Regions from separate parts of the Mus musculus genome. Here all the other regions are linked to region 1. A link is a loop called in an ENCODE intact Hi-C map of the cell type or tissue named here. Cell type or tissue: gastrocnemius. All regions are shown on one strand.

Region 1 (8,000 bases):
TGTGTGTGTGTGGTGTGTGTGGCATGAGTTTGTGTGGTGTGAGTGGTGTGTATGTGGTGTATGTGGCATGAGTTTGTGTGGTGTGAGTGGTGTGTGTGTGTATGTTGTGTGTGTGTGTGTGTGGTATGTGGTGTGAGTGGTGTATGTGTGGTGTGAGTGGTGTGTGTGTGTGTGTGGTGTGAGTGTGCTGTGTGTGTGTGTGGCCTGAGTGTGTGTGGCATGAGTGTGTGTGGTGTCATTGGGCACCCTGGGTCATTTCAGCTTCCCTGGAGTCTGGGGACTCTGCCGCTGGCAGCTGCAGCTGCACTGTTACAAGTGGGATGATTGGATGACTTTTCGTTTGGGCTGCAGGTGGAGCCTAGGGCTCTGTGCATGCTAGACAGAGCCTGGAACACTGACCGTGTCCCAACTAGAAGGCATTATTTTTAAACAAATCATCTGTTGCCAGGTGTCAAAGTTTATTTTAATTGTTCCGAAGAGAATCTTTTATTTTTTTTTAAGATTTATTTATTTTATTTATATGAGTACATTGTAGTTGTCTTCAGACACACCAGAAGAAGGAATCAGATCTCATTACAGATGGTTGTGAGCCACCGTGTGGTTGCTGGGAATTGAACTCAGGACCTTGGAAGATCAGTCAGTGCTTTTAACCTCTAAGACATCTCTCCAGCCCAAGAGAGTCTTTTAGAAGAGATGAGGGAAAGAAGTTACCAAAAGTTGAGTGACAGAGTTTTTGTGTTAATTAGGAAAAGAATACAAAATAGAGTTGCCAAGCAAATGTTAGTGTGAGCCTGTGGCCTAGTTTTTTGTTTTTTGTTTTTTTTTTTAATAATGACTTTTATTTTATTTTATTTATTTCTATGTATATGAGTACACTGTAGCTTTACAGATGGTTGTGAGCCTTCATGTGGTTGTTGGGAATTGAATTTAGGACCTCCAGTCAACCCCACTCTCTCTGGCCCAAAGATTTATTATTATATACTGTAGCTGTGCACCAGAAGAGGGCTTCAGATTTCATTATGGGTGGTTGTGAGCTACCATGTGGTTGCTGGGATTTTAACTCAGGACCTTTGGAAGAACAGTTAGTGTTCTTACCCGCTGAGCCATTACGCCAGCGCGTGGCCTAGTTTTTTAGGAAGCAGGATTTTCCAGGAGACTGAGGCTCGCCAGGGCTGAGACCACATTTTCTCTTCTCTTCTCTTCTCTTCTCTTCTCTTCTCTTCTCTTCTCTTCTCTTCTCTTCTCTTCTCTTCTCTTCTCTTCTCTCCTCTCCTCTCCTCTCCTCTCCTCTCCTCTCCTCTCCTCTCCTCTCCTCTCCTCTCCCCTCCCCTCCCCTCCCCTCCCCTCCCCTCCCCTCCCATCCTCTCTCTCTCTCTCTCTCTCTCTCTCTCTCTCTCTCTCTCTTTCTTTCTTTCTTTTTGAGATAGGGTTTCTTGTTGTAGCCCTGGCTGTTCTGGAATTCACTCTGCTGACTAGGTTGGCTTTGAACTCAGAGATCTTCCTGTCTCTGCCTCCCCAGTGCTGGGATTAAAGGCGTGTGGCATTATATTCAGTTCAGTTTCTTTCTTAGAAAATATTTATTTATAAATCATTTTTAGGAATGTGTTTGCATGTGTATTTGTGTGTGGGAATGTGCATGAGTGAAGCATCCCAGGAGGCCAGAGACATTGCATCTCCCTGGAGGTGGAGTTGAAAGTGACTGTGAGGCACTTGACATGGATGCTGGGAACTGGATTCTGGTCCTCTCCAAGAGCAGTGCATGCTCTTAGCCATGGATCCATCTCTCTAGCCCCTTCAAATATCTCTAATATAATTTAGTGTGTTAAATCTTGACATGATTGTGATCTAAACCACAAGTCATGTTTGGGGTTAATATCATTAGCGGACTAAAAAAATTACAATTTAGGCTGGTGTGAGGTGTTCGCCTGACATCTTGGCATTGTAATTGAGGCAGGAGGATCAAGAATTTGAAGTCAGCCGGGCGTGGTAGTGCACACCTTTAATCCCAGCACTCGGTAGGCAGAGGTAGGCGGATTTCTGAGTTCGAGGCTAGTCTGGTCTACAAAATGAGTTCCAGGACAGCCAGGGCTATACAGAGAAACCCTGTCTCGAAAAACAAAAAACAAACAAACAAAAAACAAGAATAAGAATAAGAATTTGAAGTCATCTCAGCTTGATCTTTATGATCTTGTAGTTGGTCAAAGGATTACATTTGATCAATTGTAAATTGTCAAACAAAATCTGGTGGCAAGAGGTACATCGTTAGGGTAGAGAGATGGCTCAATGCATGAAAATTGCTGCCATGAAAACTGAAAACTTGAGTTCGATTTCCTGAGCCCACATAAATGTGGAAGGAGAGAACTGACCACACACAGCCCGCTGACTTCCACATTTGTGTGTGTGCACACATGCTCACAGGCACGTGTGTACATACTCACACATTTAAAAACAGCTACACTCTTACCAAGAGTAGCCGAGGGCCAACCAAACAGCCTGATTTGTGAATACTTTGGCCAAGGCCTGAGCTAACTTTTACTACAAAGATCCGGAGAGTAATTTCATATTTTTTCAGGACATGAAAATAACAGAGCTATGTAGGGACACACGTGGCTGTGCTCCAGGAAAATGTTATTTACTAAGTCAGGAGTGGTGAGCCTAATACCCAAGGGGAAGCCAGAGGTTGAGAGTTACTGGCCAGTCTGGGATATATAGCATCATTCTCTCAGAGAGAGAGAGAGAGAGAGAGAGAGAGAGAGAGAGAGAGAGAACAAGCAACAAAACTTTAACAAAAAATGGGAAAGCACAAATTTGGCTTGTAGCTATAGTTGGCTAACCCCATTTGGCTTAGCATGTAGTAAGTGTTTAGCAATTGCTCTCAAATGGCAATTTCGAAATCAGTTCATTTTTATGTTTTTTTTTTGTTTTGTTTTTTTGTTTTTGCAAAAGGTAGAAGGTAGAAAGCAGGAAGTTTTAATGGTCAGTTCCTCAAAATACAGTCTTATCTAGAATGGATTTCATTTTATGTGTTTATTGAAGAAATGAAATCAGAACATGAAGGATGCTGAGTACAAGTGGGCTACTACTGCAATCAATCAATCAATCAATCAATCAATCATCAATCAATCAACCAACCAACCAATCAAGCACACATGCAAGCAAGCAAGCAAGCAACTAACCAACCAACCAACAACCAACCAACCCACATCAAAACCCAAGGCCTAAACCAAGCACCACATGGTGTTGATGTTCTCAAGTCTAACAGCAGGTGGCGCACGAGGCTAACACACGGCCGAGAACTCCCGAACCGTCTCATCACCGTGGCTTTACATTTTAAAGCCTCTGTTTTAATGAACAACACAGCAAGTTTGAGCAATGACTTTATGTTGACAGCACATTAAAAAATATCCTGGGGGGTCCCTTTAAAACTCATCGAGGTGACTTGGCTTTTGCTGGTCAAGCATTCCTGAAGCCTGGGTTTTTCCTGTAAAACCTTATGAATTACAGGAGTTTGGGTGAAGGCCCGGTGAGATAGAGATACAAAGGGAGGGGGAGGGGGAGAGGAAGGGAGGGGGAGGGGGAGAAGGGAGAGGGAGGGGGGAGCAGGAGAGTGTGTGTGTGTAGGCGAAGGTCATTCCATGGCCAGCCTGGAATATGAGACCCTTTCTCAAAAATCAAAAGACAGCTCATCAAAAAGTTTAATGGTTGGTTCTCTTCTTTCCAGTGCTGTTGTAGATTTGTGGGCTCAGTTCTTGAGGAAAATGGGCTAGTACACAAAGATGGCTTCAATGTGCTCTCTAGGCACGAGAGGGACCTTAGAGGAGAGATGGTGGAGTGAGGTTTCTTACTCTGCACTGAGCTGACCATGAAAATTAAGCTGGGTGTGGCCAGCACCATCAGACCCATCTACTCTAGACCCTAGGAGCTTGGGAATTGAGGGCAGCTTGGGCGACACATGAGACCCCATCTTGAGAAAAAAAGAATTACAGTGGTAATATTTATGTTGTATGTTTTGCCAAAATAAGTTAAAAACACTTTCCACAAAGTATTACCTTACAGGTCTCCAGGTCAGAAATCCAAAGTAGGTCTCAGGAGCTAACATGCCTATTGGCAGGACAGTGTTCCCTTTGTAGGTTTCAGGGGTGCAGTGGTTTCTACCTGATTATGTTTTCAGGTATATGAGTACACTGCAGCTGTCTTCAGACACACCAGCATTGGATCCCATTACAGATGGTTGTGAGCCACCATGTGGTTGCTGGGATTTGAACTCAAGACCTCTGGAAGAGCAGTCAGTGCTCTTAACGGCTGAGCCATCTCTCCAGCCCCTCTCTTCCATTTTTCAAGCCAGCAATAGCAGTTGAAGTTTCTTCTTCAATTGGTTCTCTCCTTCCACTATGTGGGTCTTGGGAATTGAACTCAGGCCATCAGGTCCACAGCAAGCTCCTTTGCCTGCTGAGCCCTCTAAACGGCTCTCATGCAATTTCTTTGATCTGTTCCTTTTCCTACCTCTTCCTTATTTTAATTTTATTTTTTTAAGTTTTTTTTTTTTAAGATTTCTTTATTATTATATCTAAGCACATTGTAGCTGTCTTCAGACACCCAGAAGAGGGCATCAGATCTCATTATGGATGGTTGTGAGCCACCACGTGAGCCAATCTCTCCAGCCCATTTTTTTAAGTTTTAAGATGAGGTCTTGCTATGGAGCCTATGTTGGCCTAAAGCTTATCATCTTCCTGCATCACTAACTTTTGTATGCTGGAATCACAGGTGTGCATCACCACACCCAGGATTTTAGAGACTCTTGGAACTCTCTTGCATCTCACTGGATAACGCAGGGTAACTTCTCCATTTCAAGACTAAGAACACATGAGATCTACAAAGTCTCTTTGCCATGAAGGTAACTCAGTAATAGTGATTCCGGGGCCAGTCATAGAGGTTCCGGGATCAGTCACAGCCGTTCCTGGGTCAGTCACAGTAGTTCTGGGGTAGGTTCTGGGACGCACCTGTACTTGCCACTGTAGACACAGAGGACAACTAAGTCTGGCTACGGAACTCACAGGGTCCACCTGCCTCTGTGTGCTACTATAACTTTCTGCATTGCTCTAAAGCAGTGATTCTCAACCTTCGGAATGCTGTGGCCCTTTAATATAGTTCCTTAGGTTGTGGTAGCCCACAATCATAACATTATTTTTGTGCTGGGTAGTGGTGGCACATGTCTTTTTAAAAAATATTTATTTATTTATTTTATTATATGTAAGTACACTGTAGCTGTTTTCAGACACTCCAGAAGGGGGCATCAGATTTCATTATGGATGGTTGTGAGCCACCATGTGGTTGCTGGGATTTGAACTCAGGACCTTTGGAAGAGCAGTTGGCACTCTTAACCGCTGAGCCATCTCACCAGCCCCAGCACATGTCTTTAGTACCAATACTCAAAAGGCAGGGGCAGGTGGCTCTCTGAGTTCGAGGCTAGCCTGGTCTACACAGCAAGTTCCAGAATAGCCAGGGCTACACAGAGAAACCATGTCTCATAAAATAAAACAAAAATTATTGCTATTTTAAAACTTTTTTGAAGTTTTGTAATTTTTGCTATCGTTATGAGCTGTAATATAAATATTTGTGTTTTCTGATGGTCTTAGGTGGCCCCTATGAAAAGGTTGTTCAACTTCCGAAGGGGTTGTGACCCACAACCTGAGAACTGCTATTCTAGAGGCAGAGACCCATATATTGAACTGGGTCTTGAGCTCAACGTAGCTTAGAATGAGCTTGTGTCTAAGCAGATCCACCATACCATCTGGTTTATGTAGTACGTGCTAGAGACTGAACCCAGGTCTAAACGGTGCTAGGCAAGTGCTCTACGGACCGAGCCACACCCAGGCCCAATGACCACAGGTCCTGAGTAGAGATTTTGTCGGCTCTAGGCTCGATGGCGTACATCTGTCAGCTAGACTGGATTACGCACATCAGCTTTGCCTTTGGATGGATTTTACAGCTTACCAGGCCACGCTCGCTCGTCTGGAGGCAAACTCGTGGAGATGTTAGGTGGGGGCACGAAGGAATAGGCAATGGGTGTGGCCTGCCCAGCAAGTTGTCCATGGCCTTCAGAAGCACAGAGCATAATCAATATGGATGACAAATTGATTTAGGCTGCTCCCTGCTGCCATTGTTCCTTATGGCTTTCGGTGGTTAGTTACTGCCATAAAGAAATTTATAAAATGTGTTTTTCCACACTTATTTACTTTGGTGTGTGTGTGTGTGTGTGTGTGTGTGTATGGAGGTCAGAGGATAGCTTTCGGGAATCAGTTATCTCCTATCACGTGGGTTCTGGGAATCAAATTGTATGGCTTGCCAGCACGTGACCCTACCCACTAGACCGCCTTGCCAGCAGCCCCAAGACACAAGTTTTAAGGATGAGGGTGGACCTGAACGTGGCAGCTTTTTCTTTTTCTTTTTAAAAATGTATTTATTTTATGTATATAGGTACACTGTAGCTGAACAGATGGTTGTGAGCCTTAATGTGGTTGTTCAGAATTGAATTTTTTTAGGACCTCTACCCACTCTGGTTGACTCCACTCGCTCCAGTCAACTCCACTCGCTCAGTCCTTGCTCCTGCTTATTATACGTTAAGTATACTGTAGCTGTCTTCAGACATGCCATTCCCATTATGGGTGGTTGTGAGCCACCATGTGGTTGCTGGGATTTGAACTCAGGACCTTCAGAAGAGCAGTCAGTGCTCTTACCCACTGAGCCATCTCGCCAGCCCATGGCAGCTTTTTCTTTCACATCCTTTTTGTTGTTGTTGTTGGTGATGATGATGCTTTAGAGTCCAGGACTCTCACTTGCCAGGCAAGCGATTGCTACTGGGCTACAGCCCCAGCCTTCATCACGTCGACTTGAACAAACACCCGTGGATCTGGCTTGTTTCCAGATAGGTATTTAGTAAATGCCTGGTTGTGATAATAGTTATCACAAACTATTTATTTTAAAATGATCACACGGCATGACTGACCTTTTTGGAATGCATATCTGTACATTTTAATACATGTAGAGATTTCTTTAGTCACCATGAGAATATAAACAGTTTCATTGCCCACCCCCAACTTCCCATTTATTCTTTTATAATTACATTCTCCTCCCTCTCTTGGTTCCTTGCAAGTTCTTATATATTCTATGTCAGTGTAGTATTGTCTTTTAAAGAATGTCATAGAGGGGCCATTGAGACAGCTCAGTTGGTAAAGGATCTTGCCCTGACAACTTGGGTTTACTCCTGAACCCTAAATCTCCTTAGGAAGGAGAGACTCCTAAAAGTTGGACTCTGACCTCTATAGCATGCCAACACACATATAATAAACTAGTGTAATAAAAATAGGATGAGTACTGTATAGGCTTGTCTGACATGCTTTGTGCCTGGCGGCTTCAAGCCCGGTGCCCCCCAAACAACAAAAAGAACCACTTGGTTTCTTTTTATTGCTGAGTAGCACTTAATACATTTTGCTTTTGGTTTTGAGTACCTACTGTGTGCCAAGGACTGTGCTAAGTTCTAGAAGTATAACAGACGACGGGTCAGCTTTAATGGATGGAGGAAGAATGTGTGCCACTCATCTATACTCATGTGCAGACTGTTATTCAGCCATAAAGAGTGAAATGAAGTCGCAGTAAAATGGGTGGAACTGAAAATAAGCCAGACCCAGGAACAAATAGCGTATGTTTTCTGTCTTAAGTGAACTTTGCATTATAAAAAGTAAATAAAGCAGGTTCCAGGAGTGTGACACACACCCTTTTGAGAGTGGGAGAATCAGCAGAAAAGGAAGGGACAAAGGGATTGAGAGTCAGATGATTTTGACACAGACTGATGCTAAAAAAAAAAAAAAAAAAAAAAAAGGGAAAATACCACAAGCCTGCCATTCCGTACAAATATTATATGTAAATTGTTTTAATAAAAAAGAGGGCTGTGGAGGTGGCTCAGAGGGAAAAGAGGCTTGCTGACAAGCCTGACGGCCTGG
Region 2 (8,000 bases), 210 kb after region 1:
TGGATTATCAGCCTGCCTTCCCATCAGGCCTGTGCTGAGCACATAATCTACCTCTTTTTTTCTTGGGCAAAATCACCTAAGGTTCAGTTTGATGAATTTTATTTCTGACTCTGCATGAAGGGTTGTCCCAATACCAGTATCCTTTGGATGGCAATGTTAGCCAGCTTTCCATGATAATCACAAAATACCAAGGACTGTCAGCTTACAAAGTCAAAAGGTAAATTTGAGCTCAAGGTTTTTGAGTTTCAGACTGTGGCCAGTCTGTCCTCATTTCTTTCAAGCTTGTGGTGAGGCCACACATCCAGGTAGGGGGTAGGAGAGCAGAAATGGTCATCTGGTGAGAGGTGGAGGTTGGCGGGGGATGAGGAACAGAAGAGGAGGCATGCTCTGTGTATGTGTGCGTGTGTGTGTGTGTGTGTGTGTGTGCGCGCGCGCGCGCGCGCGCGCGTGCTGTCTTCACTAAGAATACACGCCTATGCACGGATAGGCCTCCAACTATGCCCCATCCCTTACAGGTCCTGCTGTGCCTGGAGAGTAAGGTATAGAGTATTTGAGGACTTTTATCCAAACTCCAGTAGAGACCAGGAAGGACACCTGCTTACCAGTCATCTTGGATGCCCAGCCTGTGTCGTGCACGATATGAAATGGGTGTTTTATCTACATGAGTAAGACACAACATGTAAACTGGCTTCAGTGGCCCACAGCCATGTGGAGGGACAGAGAAGGACAGCCTATGTGTCCAGAGTTCCCTAAGCAGGACACCTCTGTCCCCTGGAGGAGTTTTGCTTACTGACAGGCCGGCAGATGATCCCTTCAGTATTGTCATTGGACACTCTGACTGACTATCTGCAGTGTGTCGTCCTCTGTGTTAGACTCAGTTAACAAAGATCTCACTATCATTCAGATGATGTTTCCAGTCTAGGAAATTATACATGGGCCATAAAATCTATTGTCCAAACTCAGATTTGATGGAGGGAAAGTGGTTACAAGGATAATTGAGTTAGGACAACAGACACAGACCACAACTGCCCCACACAAATCATAGTGAATAGATCTGTGTACGTTCATGTATAGACAGACATGTGCGTGTGTGAACATGTCATACCCCAGGATGCAAGTGAGTGTTGTATTAGTTGCTTTTGATTGCTGTGATTAAAATTAGGAAAAAAATAAAACTAACAAAAACAACCTACAGAAGGTTTCTTTTGACTAATGCTTGAGGAAAATCCACAGCCAGGTGTGGTAGGCTCTGTCTGTGGTAATAGATGAGATGCAGTCTCCCATAGCATGTTGGGTAGGAAGGAGAAAACAAAATCAGAACCAGGGTGGGTACAGCTGCCAAAAGCCCAAGCAGCTCCATAGCCTTCAGACACCACCATCAAGCTGGGGACAGAAAGCACAGCCCCCAGAGGACACTTCAGATTTAGGGGTGTTGGAACTCCATCCCCTCAAAGTCACTCCCTTCTCATTGCCTTGTGGCTTGTACAGTGTGAACAACTTCTTTGCCACCTATTCCTTGTCACAGACCCCACAACAGTGGAGCCAGCTGGGCAGAGTGAGCTGCCTGAGACTCTGGGCCAACCTTTCTTCTATTTGATGGTTTGAAGTATTGTGTCACAGTGACATAAAGCCAACACTGGTGACCACCCCATCCATCTTCCTTCTTATCAAGGACCGATTTGGAGTAATGGCCTTTACAGGGCATTTTCTGATCTTCTCCTTTAGACATCATCATGTCTCACAAATACTTAACACAGACAGCAAAATCTTTCTTTCCTCTTTGTCTGAACACGTAGACGCAAAAATACACGTTATGTCCTGGACTCTTGGCCAACACCCATAACTTCCTATGTCCTAATTTCACATTCAGGAAGTCTGTAACTCATTCAAAGATTCCCACAATCCTCTGATGATTGAGCGAAATCATTAGAAATGGAACAATTCTGGAAGGGCGTGGGACAGTGCCTTTCTGGGGTGAGGATAACCCTTCAAACCCTTTCTACCTGCCAAGGAAACAAAATTAAAGCTCAGCTTGGGGAGGTAATATTTCAGTTTGAGAGATGAATTCACACTGTGTGGGGGGCTGCAGGCAGGGTGGAAGGTAAACCTGGCTTCTGGTTAGATACTCAGACTTTCATTCCTGTGCCTGGGGCTCCATCTGGCAAAGGGCAGATGCTAACTAAATGCTTTTCATTAAAAAAAAGTTTTCCATACCCCAATCCCTCCTTGTATCTGTCCTGTATCTTGATGCACACAGTTGACTCAGCAGAACCAACAGAAAGGAGAGGAGAGGAGAGGAACAAAGGGAGAAAGAAAGAACAGAGAAGGAAAAAGAACAGGAAAGAGGGTAGGAGAGAAAAGAGACAGGAGAGAGAGAGTGTATGGCAGAGAGAGAGAGAGAATAAGAATAGAGAAAAGAGGAAAGGAAAGGAGAAAGAGGAGAGGCGAGATAAAAAGAGAATAGATACATGATGGATGAATGATAGATGGATAAACAGACAGACAGACAGACAGATAGACAGACAGACAGACACACGGATAGGCGATAGAGAAAGAGATAGGTGATAGGCTTCAGGTTGGTGGGGTAGGAGCTATATGTTGCCCTAGCTCCCTGTGCTTCTTGGCACCAGGGTGTGAACTGTTCAGTGCCCCCTCCCCCCAGGATGGACTGTCAGTGCCCCCTCCCCCCAGGTTGGACTGTCAGTGCCCCCTCCCCACAGGATGGACTGTCAGTGCCCCCTCCCCACAGGATGGACTGTCAGTGCCCCCTCCCCACAGGATGGACTGTCAGTGTCCCCTTCCCCAGGATGGACTGTCAGTGCCCCTTCCCCCAGGATGGACTGTCAGTGCCCCCTCCCCCCAGGATGGACTGTCAGTGCTGAAACTGTGAGCCAAAATAAGTCTGTCCTCCCTCAGTGTGCATCTGCTGAGTAACTTGGAAAGAGTGACAAGCTAAGTCACTCACACACAGATCAAGCTGTCCCTGAATAAAGGGACCTCCAGGCTCTTCCTTTAGCCGAGCTCTTAATTTCCCATTAGGCAAAAAGGTCAGATTTCTGTAGCCCTTCTAAATGGTATGGTGAATTCACATTCAAACATTATTTTATTTCACGGCCTTTGGACAAAGTGTACCCTTAACTTTATTCTTTTAATGGCCACATGGCCTTATTTACACACACACACATACATACACACACACACACATACACACACACACACACGTACATACACAGACACACACACACAGACACACACAGACACACACACAGACACATACATACATACACACAGACACACAGACACATACACACAGACACACACATACACACACACACAGACACACACACAGACACACACACACACACACACACACACACACACCCCGCATCAGCAAGTAAGCATGAGAAGCTGAATATCAACAGAATTTTTCATCTTGGGAGGAAGCTATTTCAGAGTTAGGCTCTGAAAATAACAAACAAAAGATTCACGAACCCCCGCCCCAAGCAAGTGGGGGTGGGGAGGCAGGCCACTCACCATTGTCCCTGCCCGGTGAAGACATATAGCTTGGAATGTGTTTCCAGCTGTTGAGGCACTGAAAGGGCTGGAGAAAAATTGCAAAAACAGGTCCCTTCTTATCAGAAACTGGGAAGTCGGACAGTGGGGACCTTGCCTCTGCCAAGAACGCAGGCTACAAGACAGAGGGAATACGTCCATGGAGGGCAGCCTGCAGCAGTCCTGGAATTAACTTACTTCTCAATATGGCCTGCACTTCTGAGCTCCCATGTGGGGTTTAAAAGATATACAGCCCCTAGGCCTGACCTGGGAGTCTCTGCTTCAGTAGGTAGAGTAGAGTCTGTAGAGTTTGCCTGTTGATTCTGATATGCCGGCTCAGTTAAAAAATAAAATCAAAAGCCAAAGATGAAGCCTGTGAATGTTCTGTGTAATCCCTAGGAAGAGAAATAGACTTTTATATGTAGATGTGACAGTTAATATTGATTGTCAATAGCTTCCAGAATCACGGAGGAGACAAGGCTCTAGGCATGCTTGTATGGTTGAGGGAGTTTCTAGATTGGGTTAGCCTCTGGGCATGCTTACGAGGGAGCCTTCCTGATTGTCTGGTCCATGGATTGGAGTCCTCCTGCACTGAGTAAGGAGAGTGAGCAGCAGTGGGCAGTGAGCAGCAGTGAGCAACAGTGGGCAGCAGTGAGCAGCAGTGAGCAGCAGTGAGCAGCAGTGGGCAGTGAGCAGCAGTGAGCAGTGAGCAGCAGTGGGCAGCAGTGAGCAGCAGTGAGCAGCAGTGGGCAGTAAGCAGCAGTGGGCAGCAGCTCTGTTCTTGCCAGCACCAGAAGGTGCAATGGGACCAGCCAGGCTCCTCCAGCTCCCACTGCCAGACCTCCCCGACCATGAGGGACTATATCAAGAAAACTATATGAACCAAAAACGAGTCCTTTCTCCCATATGTTGCTTATGTCTGGGTATTTTTATCATCACAGCAAAGAAAGTACCTAAGAGAGAAAGCTGCATGAAGAACGGAGAAAATCTCAAAACCAAACCAAAACAGAAACAAACACAGAAGAGGAAAAAAAAAAAAAAAAAAAAAGAAAGAAAGAAAAGAAAAGAAAAGAAAAGAAAAGAAAAGAAAAGAAAAGAAAAGAAAAGAAAAGGAATTCAGGGGATGGCCCCAGGTGAGAGTTGGGGCTGTGCAGGAAGAGCAGGATCTATCAGGTGCTGCCTGGCGCTGGCTGCTGGCACCTCGCAAGGAAACCCTGGACAGGGAGGGACTGACTGGCTGCTCCCTCCCATATTCTCATCTCTCTCCCTTTTTCTGAGAAAGCAAATGAATCCATCAGGACAAGGACACTGAAGCTATGTGAGCATTGCCACCAGGAGCCCTCCAGCTCACCCTCCCAAGGCAATGCTCAGGTGTGACATTTGGGGATGCTCTCCTTTTGCAGCAGAGATCCAAGGGTGGCATTGCCAGGGCCAAGTTACCACCTTGTGGCAGTTCTCTGCCTCTCCCAGGTGCCTTCACCCAAGCCAGCTGAGACTGCCTGCAGGCGGCCACACTCCCGCCTCGGGCTCCGCTCGGTTCGCGCGCGCCCTCTGGAGGCCACCGGAGTCGTGGGCCGTTCCTCGGGAGGCGTCCAGGCGTGGTCCTGTGACAAAGGACCCTGGAGCTGCAGACAGCCCTGGGGAGCACTGAAGACCTGCTGTAAATGGCCGGCTTTATGTGTTTACTCGCTTTCCCTGAGTAGGATTGGCGTGCTCCCTTTCCCAAAATCAAGGTTCAAGCTGGGTTATACAGGTGTTTGCAAGGTCCTGGGGTGAGGCTCAAAGAGAGTGTGGTCCCCAACAGAGTTCAACTCTTGCACCATGGGGACTGGACAAGTAGTTCCATCGTTCCCGATCTTCTGCAGCAAGGCCCAGAGCTGCAACCAGTAGTCACCAATAAAAATCCCACCTTGAGCTACAAGTTCAAGTGGTCCCCTGAAGCAACAGAGCCAGGCAATAGAGAAACAGATTCGTAGTGAGCCGTTAGTTACCATGTCTGTCTCCAGCCACATCCACACAATCATTCCACCCAAGTCTAGCCAAGTCAACCAAGGAACCTAATGGCAATTTACAAGTGGCACACCACGGAGAAAAGTCTCTCCAGATGTAACCATTAACCAGGGATGGTAGGCACTACCAAACAGAAACTACCAAGGAACCTGTGGGGGTCCTGGCAGCCACACTTGGCCAGGATGTAGATTCTGACTGGGGGTGGAGGGGCAGCCTCAAATTGTATTTGCCCCCTGCTCTCTGGTTGGTACCATTGTAGGGAGGGAGGGTGGGCATGAAGAGAAACCCAGGTCAGCTGCCTGTGGAAACACAGTGCTTGCAGAGACTGCCCGTTCATCATCCTGGCATCAGCCCTGGGTTCTGTCCAACTTTAAATCGTATTTCCCTGAAAGGTCAGAGTGGTAAGGAAAGGGGAGACAAGGAAACACTGTGGCCATGTGAGGACATGCTGCGACGACGGGAGGAGGAGTCGGAACCTCTCTGGAAGCTCTCAGAAGCATCAAGCACCAGCCCTTCATTTTGAAGGGGAGGCTAAACACACAGGAGCTGACTGTCACACCCTTCATGTGGCTGGGGCATCTGGCTCAAGAGTGTTGCTATGGGGAGGGCCATAGTACTGACTATGCCACAATCAGAAGATACTCTCGGAACCTCTGCCCACCACTGGAGACGTAGAGACCAGAGGACCCTTGGAGGCATATGGCCTGCCAGCCCACTGAATCCATCGGCTCCAGGTTCACTGAGAGACCTGTCTCAAACAATAAGGCAGAGAGAGAGTGGCAGAGAAAGACAGCTACCTGTGACCTTTTGCCTCTCTCCATGCACTGACCCCCCTCCCACAAACACACAACCACGTAGCCTCTGTTAATTCCCTGGAATGAAACTTATTTCCAAATACAGCATGGAACCGTATAACTTTATTTTTATTTCTAGGGCAGAAAATCTATACTGTTAAACTGTCAGCAGGTTTAAGCTGTACAACAGACACCACCAATCCTAGAACATTCTTATGATACACACACACACAGCAACCCTTATCTACTGGGAGTTTCTTTCCTCCCATCCCCCACTCTAGCCCCAAGCAACCATCAATTTCTCCTCTGTCTCTGACTAGCCTGTTCTTGACATGTCATACAAATGAGATCATAAGCGACCTTTGGATCTGGCTTCTTTCACTGAACATGTGTTTGAAATAGTGGGAAAACATTAAGGAGACATTGCCACTTTGGCAATTTTTAATAAACAGTTTAGGTTATTCATTCCAGCCTCCCTCTCCAGGACTCTTCTTGTTCTGTACTGAACACCTGTAACCAAACATGCTTTACAGCTCGTTCAAGTTATGGCAGGAGCTGATTTTTTTTTTTTTTGATGGCTGAATAATATTCCATTCTCTGTAGAGACCATTCTTCATTCAATCCCTCCATTGATGGGCATTTGGGTTGTTAGGAATTATACTGCCATGGATATTCATGTACAAACATGTGCGAACACATTTTCATTTCAGTTGGCTTAACCTTAGGCATGTTAATTTGGCCATATGACCGAGGAGCTGCCAAACTGCTTCCGAAAGCAGCTGGACCACTGACCTTGTGACTATCAGCACCTGAAGGTTGCAGTTCCTCTGCATCGGCACTAATGCTTCCTATTCCGTTGCCCTAGCAACTAATGATCACGAACATCCTTTCTTAGCTGATCATCTGTAACATTGTATCTCCTCGGAAGTAATGGCTATCCAAATCCTTTGCCTGGTTTTCAGTTGAGCTGCTTCTTTTTCTTGAGCTGTGGGTGCTCTTTGTGTATTCTTTTGGGGGGAGGGCGTTGGAAACAGGGTATCTCTACATAATCCAGCTTGTCCTGGAACTTGCTCTGTAGACCAGGTTGACCTTGAATTCAGAGACTCACCTGCCTCTGCCTCCTGAGTGCTAGGATTAAAAGCGTGAGCCACCCATGCCTGGTTTCTTTATGTGCTATAGAGAGGAGTGTCTTATCAGATAAACAATTTGCAAATACCTTTCATCTCTTACATTTGTTTTCAGTGCCTTGATTGTTATGGCATAGGATTTTAGTTTTGACAGAGTCTAGTAACAGGTTTCATTACTTGATTTGTGATAGGCATGGTAGGCTTGCTTTAGGTTATATTTTATTGCAGCGGTAGAAAGCAAACAAAGACACATGTACATTTGTAGTGTATTTTAAGTTAACTTTTATATATGCTGTAAGGGTTAAACTCTCCTTGGTTTTGTTTTGAGAAAGTCTCACTATGTAGCCCTTGGCTGGCTGCCACTCACTGTGTAGACCAGGTTAGCCTCAAACCCACAGAGATCCATTTACCTCTGCCTCCTGAGTGTTGGGGCTGACTAAATGTGTACACCACTGTACCTGTCTTCAAACTCACTCTTTTCAAAAGATGGAAACCCAGTTAAAGCCATTAGCAAAAC
Region 3 (8,000 bases), 100 kb after region 1:
AATCTGAGAGGCCCAGTGGGTGGCAAACAGCTCACAGTACCAACTCTATATGTAATTTCCTGTCCATACGCATGATAGGGTTTTACTTATAAACACAGCAGAGTAAGGGATGAACGGTGACCAGTAATAAACATGACCACTCACATCTGTACACTGCCCCCCAGGTTGTGTGGCTGTGGACTGTGGGATTTTCCATTGAGCATTTCTGTATTTCATCTAACTGTGGCTGACTGACACCTAGGCACCAGCACTGTGGTGAGGACCTGCGACAGATGTCCACATGCAGTACTCTGCTTTGGTCTCTGGGGATGAGGCATGGCTACTTGGCTACACTTTCAAGCTCCTGATGATGCTGGCAGTAGCCCTGACCTCATGGGGTGGGGAGCTCTGCTTACTTCCTCTGGAATGAATATTTCCCATAGCACTGGCCCCAAGGAGCATGAGCCTAGGTGCTTGTAGGATTAAGCACATCTTTTGTGTGTCGAGGGCAGGTCTTGACCAGGCAAGAGAGCTCAATGGTTCATTATGCTAGCTGCCAAACCTGACAACTTCAATTTGATCCTCAGGACTGACATGGCAGAAGGAGAGGATAATGGATACCATCAAATTGCCCTTTGCAAAGACTATGTTATGTACAAATACACACACACACACACACACACACACACACACACACACATGTAATCTAAAAAAGAGAGCGAAAACAGGCCTTTTCTTACTTGACAATGCTTCCCAACTGAAAACCCAAGTCACCCAAGAGATAGGGCCCCATGTGTGTGTATGTGTGTGTGTACATGTACGTACACTGGAGCATGTGTATGTGAAAGCCAGAGGAGGAAGGTAGGTGTCATCTACATCCTTATTCCCTTGAGAATGTGACAGCCACTGTCAAGAAGCCCCCAGTGCTGAGGTTTCAGGCTCATGAAAACCATGCTTGGTCTTTACAGGAGTGCTGGGGATTTGAACCAAGGTCCTCAAGCTAATTCAGGAGTACTCTTACATCTGAGCCATCTCCTAGGTATCACATACAGATTTGGGCTATGGCAAGAGTTCCTGAAAGACCTAGAGACAAGGAGTTTAGACCATCTACAGAGGAGAGTTTCTGACAGCTCTAGAGCAAGCCTTCTGGGTGGTGGTGGGGATATCAGGTCAGCCAGAGCTACACAGCACAGCAGAACTCTGCCTGAGGTTTTTTGTTTTTGTTTTTGTTGTTGTTGTTCTTAAGACAAGATCTCATGTAACAAGCTGTCTACAAACCTGCTGTGTAGCTTAGGTTGACCTTGAACTTCCGATCCTCTGGAGTGCTAGGATTACAGGTGAGTACCCGCCATACCTGATGTATGTGGTGTAGGGATTGAATCTGGACCTTCATACACGCCAGGCAAGTTCTCTAGCAACCAACCTCCAACCCTAGTTCCTGCCCAGGCTCTTGAGCGACAGGGACTGTGGACTATGAGATAATACATGTTTGACGATTTGCTACTAGAATTTAGAGTGATTTGTTATGCAGTAATAGATAACTAGTAACCTCTAAAAATTAAACACAATTGTGCCCAGAAAAGCAGACTGAATTCAACCAGAGAGTATCATAGGATCCCTGAACTTAAATTTTATATCTTCCAAATGCCTTTTTTTTTTTTTTGAGACAGGTTTTCTCTGTGTACCCCTGGCTGTCCTGGAACTCACTCTGTAGACCCAGGCTGGCCTCGAACTCAGAAATCCACCTGCCTCTGTCTCCCAAGTGCTGTGATTAAAGGCGTGCGCCACCACTACCTGGCTTCCAAATGTCTTTTACAACTGTCCTTTCTGGGTTAAGTGGCCTGTTTTCTTCTATACCTATATTAAACCCAGCAGCTCATCAGCACCACCATCATCCCCAATACCAGGACCACCACCATCACCACCATCATCAAAGATGGTGCAGTATGTATCAGATATTATTCAAGGGTCATAACTCATTTACTCTTTATTCACAGTAAACTTATAACAATTATCCATATTTTATAGAGGAAGAAACTGGGGCCAAAGCCCTTGTTATGTGACAGTTTCAAGAAGTCTAGCTTAATAATTACATAACGATTGTGTTCTAGGTTCCATGGGTCTTGTCCAAGTTTACAGATAGGAAGTGTGTTCACATCTAGTTAGCTGAACATCAGGCACCAAGTTATTAGGAATTATTCTCTCTAGATGCCTTCTGTTTTTATGGAACAAGTTGAACATGCCTCACTAAGGCTTCATCAACATGTATGTTACCTTACCTGTGAATACTAGGCTGGCGTTTTCCAGTTCTTCCTGGGGAACTTTGAAGCTGAAGGATTCATTGTAAAAAGGATCAATTGTGCCTCGTAAGAATGATGTCTTCTTAGTTTTCACAAGCTTGAGTCCGTGTACCAGCTGGATTTTCACAAATGGGTCTGGGGATTGGACACAACATTGTAGACTACCAGAGATGATGAAACATAATCTAGCCATCTCTCATCTCTTCAACTTCCTAGCCATCCTATCAGACTCCAACTCTCCTATTCATCCATCCATCCATCCATTCATCTACCCACTCTCTCATCTGTCCATCCATCTCTCCATCCCTCCATCCATCATTTATTCCTCCCCATCCATCATTCATCCATCTATCTCTCCATCCATCCATCATCCTTCCATCGAACTTGTTATCTATGTAACAGAGTAACCATCTATCCCCTCCCCATCTCTCTGTAGTCTTCATTGCTGAGGACAGAGCCCAAAGCCTTCTGTACACAGGCGATTTTACTCCTGAATTATTTTTTATTTTTTTTATCAGTCTACCTACTTATTCATTTATTCATCTCACCACTCAGCCATTTATTAATCCAGGCGTTATTCAAGCCTTACTTTCGCACACTCATTCCCCACGTGTCCAGCTGTTCTGCCTGACTACTGTTCACATCTAGCCTCCATCTGCGGATTCCTTGTCTGACCATTGTTCATGTCTAGCCTTCTATCTGCAGATTCCTTTTCCTCTTTCTCCACGTATCTTCCTCCACTTACTGAACTCATCCCACGTTTTAGGCACCATGTTCATTTTAGAAATGGGAAAATTGTAGATTTAAAGATAAGGAGTAATTTGAGTAAGATCTACTTAGTAGAGGCAATCCAGAAGCAGGAGCCATTTGCAAGGTAGTGGGCTCACAGTTCATACTCGGGCGAGTGAAGGCAGAATTAGAAACGACATGCATTGGTCATTTTTATAAGTTTTGAAAGGAATTTGTGCAGGTGGTTGAATTTAATATTTATTTAACCCAGTGAGATAAATACTGTCACTGTACAATTATGGAGATGAAGAATTTGGCTAAGTAACTTCTCTAAGATCACAAGCAGCCCAGAGACACTTAGTGGCAGGCAGTTGGATGCCCTTTCTCTTCTCAGCATCCTGACTCTCCACTGTGGTGGGTCTGAATGTTCCAGCCACTGTAGCAGTTCTTCCTCCAGCCTTCTTGAAGCCTCTATTGTATAGTGTGGCTTCTGAGAACTCAAGGTGAACTCTAGATTCGACTGTCACCTCATTGCAAACAACTTCCTTTGGCTATTGGATCTGGGGAAGACAGCATTTCCACCACCGAGCATCCTTTACTGTCATGGGAGAAGCTATATACAGATGGAACAGAATCGGCTTTTTGTTAAGTGTATTTGAACTTGTTTTTTTTTTTTTTTTAAACAGAAAGCAGATAACACAGTAGCTCTTTCAGAGCTGGGATTTATAAAGATTTATGATATGAAGGTAATGAGCTGTAAACAAAAACAAAAACAAAACAAAACCCTCAGGCTGGGCCCACTCTACTTGCTGATCTGATCACTTGTGCACTACCACCACCTAGAGCACGGCATCTGCATTACAGGCATAGTGTGTGGAGAAACAAGCTACTTCTCAGGCAGAGAAGACAGACTTCAGAAGCAATCACAACTGGCCACATGTGGGTTTCTGAGATCCCATCACTGACCTGTTCCATCCTAAGACACAGCAGATCATTTATTTTTCTTTTGGGACTAGTATTGTCGCTCTAGATGCTGCCCACCCTTGTGTTACCTTAGCAACAACATCCAGGACACAACACAACCCAGCCCAGATCCCTCACACAACAGAGAACCCCTTAGAGACTTAGTGGATAAGGGATATACTGTACCTGAACCCTGGCTCACATCGGTCTGCAGGAGTTGCTTGGCTCGAATGATGTCCACGTTCAGTCTGCCAGCACTTGGGAGATAATTTAGAGAAAGCAGCAGCTCCCCGAGCTCCACTTCATTCTGGAGGGAGGGACACCATCAGAAAGAAGGTGGGCAGGAAGGACACCATCAGAAGGCTGCTTCCTCACATTTCCGCCTGTCGTGTCCATGGTACAGGACACTGGCTCCCAAAACCCATGAACAAGTGACTGAGAGCGGATCAGTAGACAGTGGGTGCACAAGAGGACACTTCTACGTGCACATGTGTGTGAGTTTGTGTGGAGGCAAGAGGACAGACAAACTTGGGTGTCATCCTCCTGAACACCATCCACCTCATTTGACACAGGATTTCTTACAGATCTGGAGCTCATAACATAGGTTAGACTGGCTGGCCAGTGAGCCTCGGGATCCTCCTATCTCTGCCTCCCCAGTGTTGAGATTATAAATGTGTGCTACCACACCCAGAATTTTTATGGAGATTCTGGGGATTGAACTTTCATCATCAGGAGTACAAGTGTTTCACCAACTAAACCATGTTTGACTTTTCCCCCCTTAGCTTCTGTATCCAATTATGTTCCTGTCTATCTCAGAAAGTGTTTTCTTTCTTCTCTTAGAAGCTCTAATGGCAACAACCATCATGGCAGCAATGGAAGTGACGGCCAAGTGCTGTGCTAAGTGCTGTGCATGTAACAACTAATTTAATCCTTAGGATGAGCCCAAGAGGCGATAATGTTTACTTCATTTAATAGATGTTGAAAATGAGTCTCGGTCCAAAGTCATACAACTGGAAAGTTGCAGTTGGGACAAGAGACATGATCCTAGATTCTTCCAACAGCAGAGTGCTTCCTGGGCAAGCTACTGTTCTTAACCTGTAGCTAACAACAGAGCCCACACTCTTACTTTAACTGTGCTCAGTACATTCACTCTCCCTCCATAGAAATCTGCATAAATACCCAGGATGCATGACTCCATGCTGCCTAGAAAACAAAGCCTTCATTTTCATCTCCCTAGTTTTTAACAAATTGTGAAAAAAAACATTGTCAGCCACTTCCGAGTAGTGAATCATTCTCCATGTACCCACTGGCCAACTGTATGTTATAAACTTTCACCAAATGGTGTTTTATCTGTACTTACCTCTACGCATAAAAGAAATTAGCTGACTATTTTCAACGAAGTCCCAAGTAGGATGTAACTTTATTTGTGTAGCCCCTAGAAAGCATCTCTATATGACCAAGACATTAAAATAAACATTCCTAGGATGTATCAGAAGTCAAAAACATCTAAGGAACCTCAACACACACACACACACACACACACACACACACACACACACCCCATGTAGAATCATGGATTACTCTATGATCAATCTAGATTTGAATACATCTTCACTCAATCTCATGTATGAGTCTAATGGACCTCCTAGACACACACCATGTTATTAGTAGTACTTCAGAATGTGTCTCTAAAGATGTTTCATCCATCCATGCATCCATCTATCTACTTATGTATGTATGTACACATGCACCCATCTATCTATCCATCCATGCATCCATGCATTCATCCATCCATCCATCCATGCATCCACCCCCATCCACCCATCCATTCATGTTTTCTACTCCTTTCAACACACTGACAGAAAGTGGCAAGTATAAAACAATGTTTATCACATTATTGGCGAGATGAAGACTCAAGCCAAGAGATTCCTATATGGCCTGCGCATGGTGGTGCTGACCTTTTTAATCACATTGGAGAGGTAGAGGCAGGCAAATCTGGATGAGTTTGAGACCAAGCTGGTCTACATAGGAAGTTCCAGGCCAGCCAGGGCTGCATGAAACCCTGTCTCAAACACAAATGACATAACCAGATTCTTACGTGGATCAAGTTAACCTATAAACAGGAAACAACCTCAGAATTAACTACAGGTTTCACACTTGCAGCCTGTGTATTGTGTTTGACTCGCATCACATTGAAACAGTTAGTGATTATTATGTATTTTAAAAGAAGCTACTTCATAAAAAAAAAAAAAAAGAATTCTTGCTTTGCTTGAAAAACAGGAAGGTCTGCCAGTGCTGGGCCCGTGTTCCCACTTGGCAACCAACAAGGCTTCTTTGCTTAGACAGACTTTAGTCCTGGGCCCATCTGTGCAGTTACTTGTGAAAAGCCAGTTTTAGCCAAAGGCCCTGCTCACTTCACTTATCAAGAGCTCCTCCCTTACTCTCTTTCTCTTTTATTTTATTCGTTTGGTAGTTGGGGGCAGATACCCTTATACTGAGCCCTTGGTGGCACCAAGACTTTGCTGTTAATATCTGAAATCCTTACTGTTGGGCTAGGTTTCTCTCTTCCACCATCCCATAGAAGGTGTCTAGTCACTCGGCCAATCTTCAGCAAGGTTGATTTAGATAGAATCCCTCTTCCTTTGGAGGTACCCCTCAGTAAGAATCCCATCATTGATCCTGGATGAGGATTGAGTCCAATCTCTGTCCCTCTACTAAATCTCATGACTGTGTTCCCTATGCCATCATGATGGTCCTCTACAAAGTCTCATGACTGTGCTCCCTATGCCATCACAATGGTCCTCTACAAAGTCTCATGGCAGTGCTCCCTATGCCATCATGATGGTCCTCTACAAAGTCTCATGACAGTGCTCCCTATGCCATCACGATGGTCCTTACTAAAGCCTGACTTACTGTGCTTTGAAGTTCTATTTGGGGTCTAGGAAGGTGGTTCTGTTGGTAAAGAATCTGCCGCCCAAGCATGTGGATACAACAAGTTTGGATCCCCGGCACCCACATGAAATCTTGGTTTGGTAGCACAATCACTCCAGTGCACACAGACCAGAGGATCCCTGGAGCTCAATGGCAGACAGGTCACCCTAGCTGAGTTGCTGAACTCTCTGTTTGTTGAGAGATGCTGTCTAAAATATAAGGCAGAGAGTGAATGAGAAAAATATTTGGTACACACCTACACAAACAAGTATACACCCACAAATGCATACAAAAACATGTATATACACATATATACAATTATGGACATATACAAACATATATACCCACAAACATGTACACACTTTACACACATGTATACACCCATGTAAACATGTACGTACCCATAAATACACATATACACACAAACATGTATACCCACATATATGGACACGCGCACACACACACACACACACACACACACTTTCTCTGATGAGGCAGGAAATGTAGTTCAGTAGTACAGAATTTGCCTTGCAACCATAAGGGTTCCACCTCAGGACTGGAAAAAAAGTGTCATTTTAACACCTCATACTACCTTTTTGGTGAGACCCACCCTTGCATTGTGTCCCATCTGGTTGTCTTTGCCCTTCCAGGCTTTCCCTGCCTTGGGCTGGAGGGTCAGAGTCTTAAGACAGGAAAGCTGACTTGGTACTCTGGGTCATAAGAGCAGTTCAGGGCCTTGGTGTACTTGCTAGTGGCCTCCTGCTGGTCCTCCAGGGCCTGGAAGACACAACAGCCTTAGTGTCTGACCCTGCAGGCACGTCTGTGTTCCTGTCAGTGAGGCTGAGACTCCACAGGAGCCCAGGCCAGGGGAAGCCATCAGGTCCTCAAGAGTTGTCCCCTTCCCAGGCTTATAATCCAGAACAACGCCTCCCTCCTCTTTTCTAATATTTACAAGCTTCTGGTCTCATGATGCCTTCGATGTGGAGCTGGGGGGTGGTGGTGGGAGGGATTAATAGCTCACACGGTCAGCCTGCCTAAACACCAAGGAATAAACTGAAGTGTTTCTAGAGCAGAATGAAGGGTAAGACGGCTCGGGAG

The links. Hi-C counts contacts between places; a loop is a spot of excess contacts. Peaks named below come from ENCODE experiments on the same cell type or tissue, not always from the same donor. Only the 100,000 strongest peaks of a DNase experiment are listed, where the experiment ranks them.
Region 2: it touches region 1 in a loop (14-fold over the local background); 28 of 42 quality-filtered maps call a loop at or near these places.
Region 3: a loop joins it to region 1, with 13 times the contacts of the local background. A loop is called at or near these places in 33 of 42 quality-filtered maps.

The regions. Positions count from the first base shown.
Region 1 is chr7:118,301,740-118,309,739 of GRCm38, forward strand. No RefSeq gene overlaps it. Among named protein-coding and RNA genes, the nearest start is that of Gm35083, 21 kb to the right of the region's middle. In gastrocnemius, a CTCF peak has its summit at 3,263 (motif pointing right); a DNase peak (open chromatin) is centred at 3,266; H3K27ac peaks cover 612 bases.
Region 2 is chr7:118,513,800-118,521,799 of GRCm38, forward strand. It overlaps a transcript of Coq7 not described here. Among named protein-coding and RNA genes, the nearest start is that of Coq7, 16 kb to the right of the region's middle. In gastrocnemius, CTCF peaks have their summits at 4,166 and 4,374; a DNase peak (open chromatin) is centred at 5,086.
Region 3 is chr7:118,405,767-118,413,766 of GRCm38, forward strand. It overlaps Syt17 (synaptotagmin XVII), which reads right to left. Exons shown (of 8, transcript NM_138649.2): 6 at 4,158-4,278; 7 at 2,259-2,414. Among named protein-coding and RNA genes, the nearest start is that of Syt17, 34 kb to the right of the region's middle. In gastrocnemius, a CTCF peak has its summit at 3,852; DNase peaks (open chromatin) are centred at 376, 3,854 and 6,292.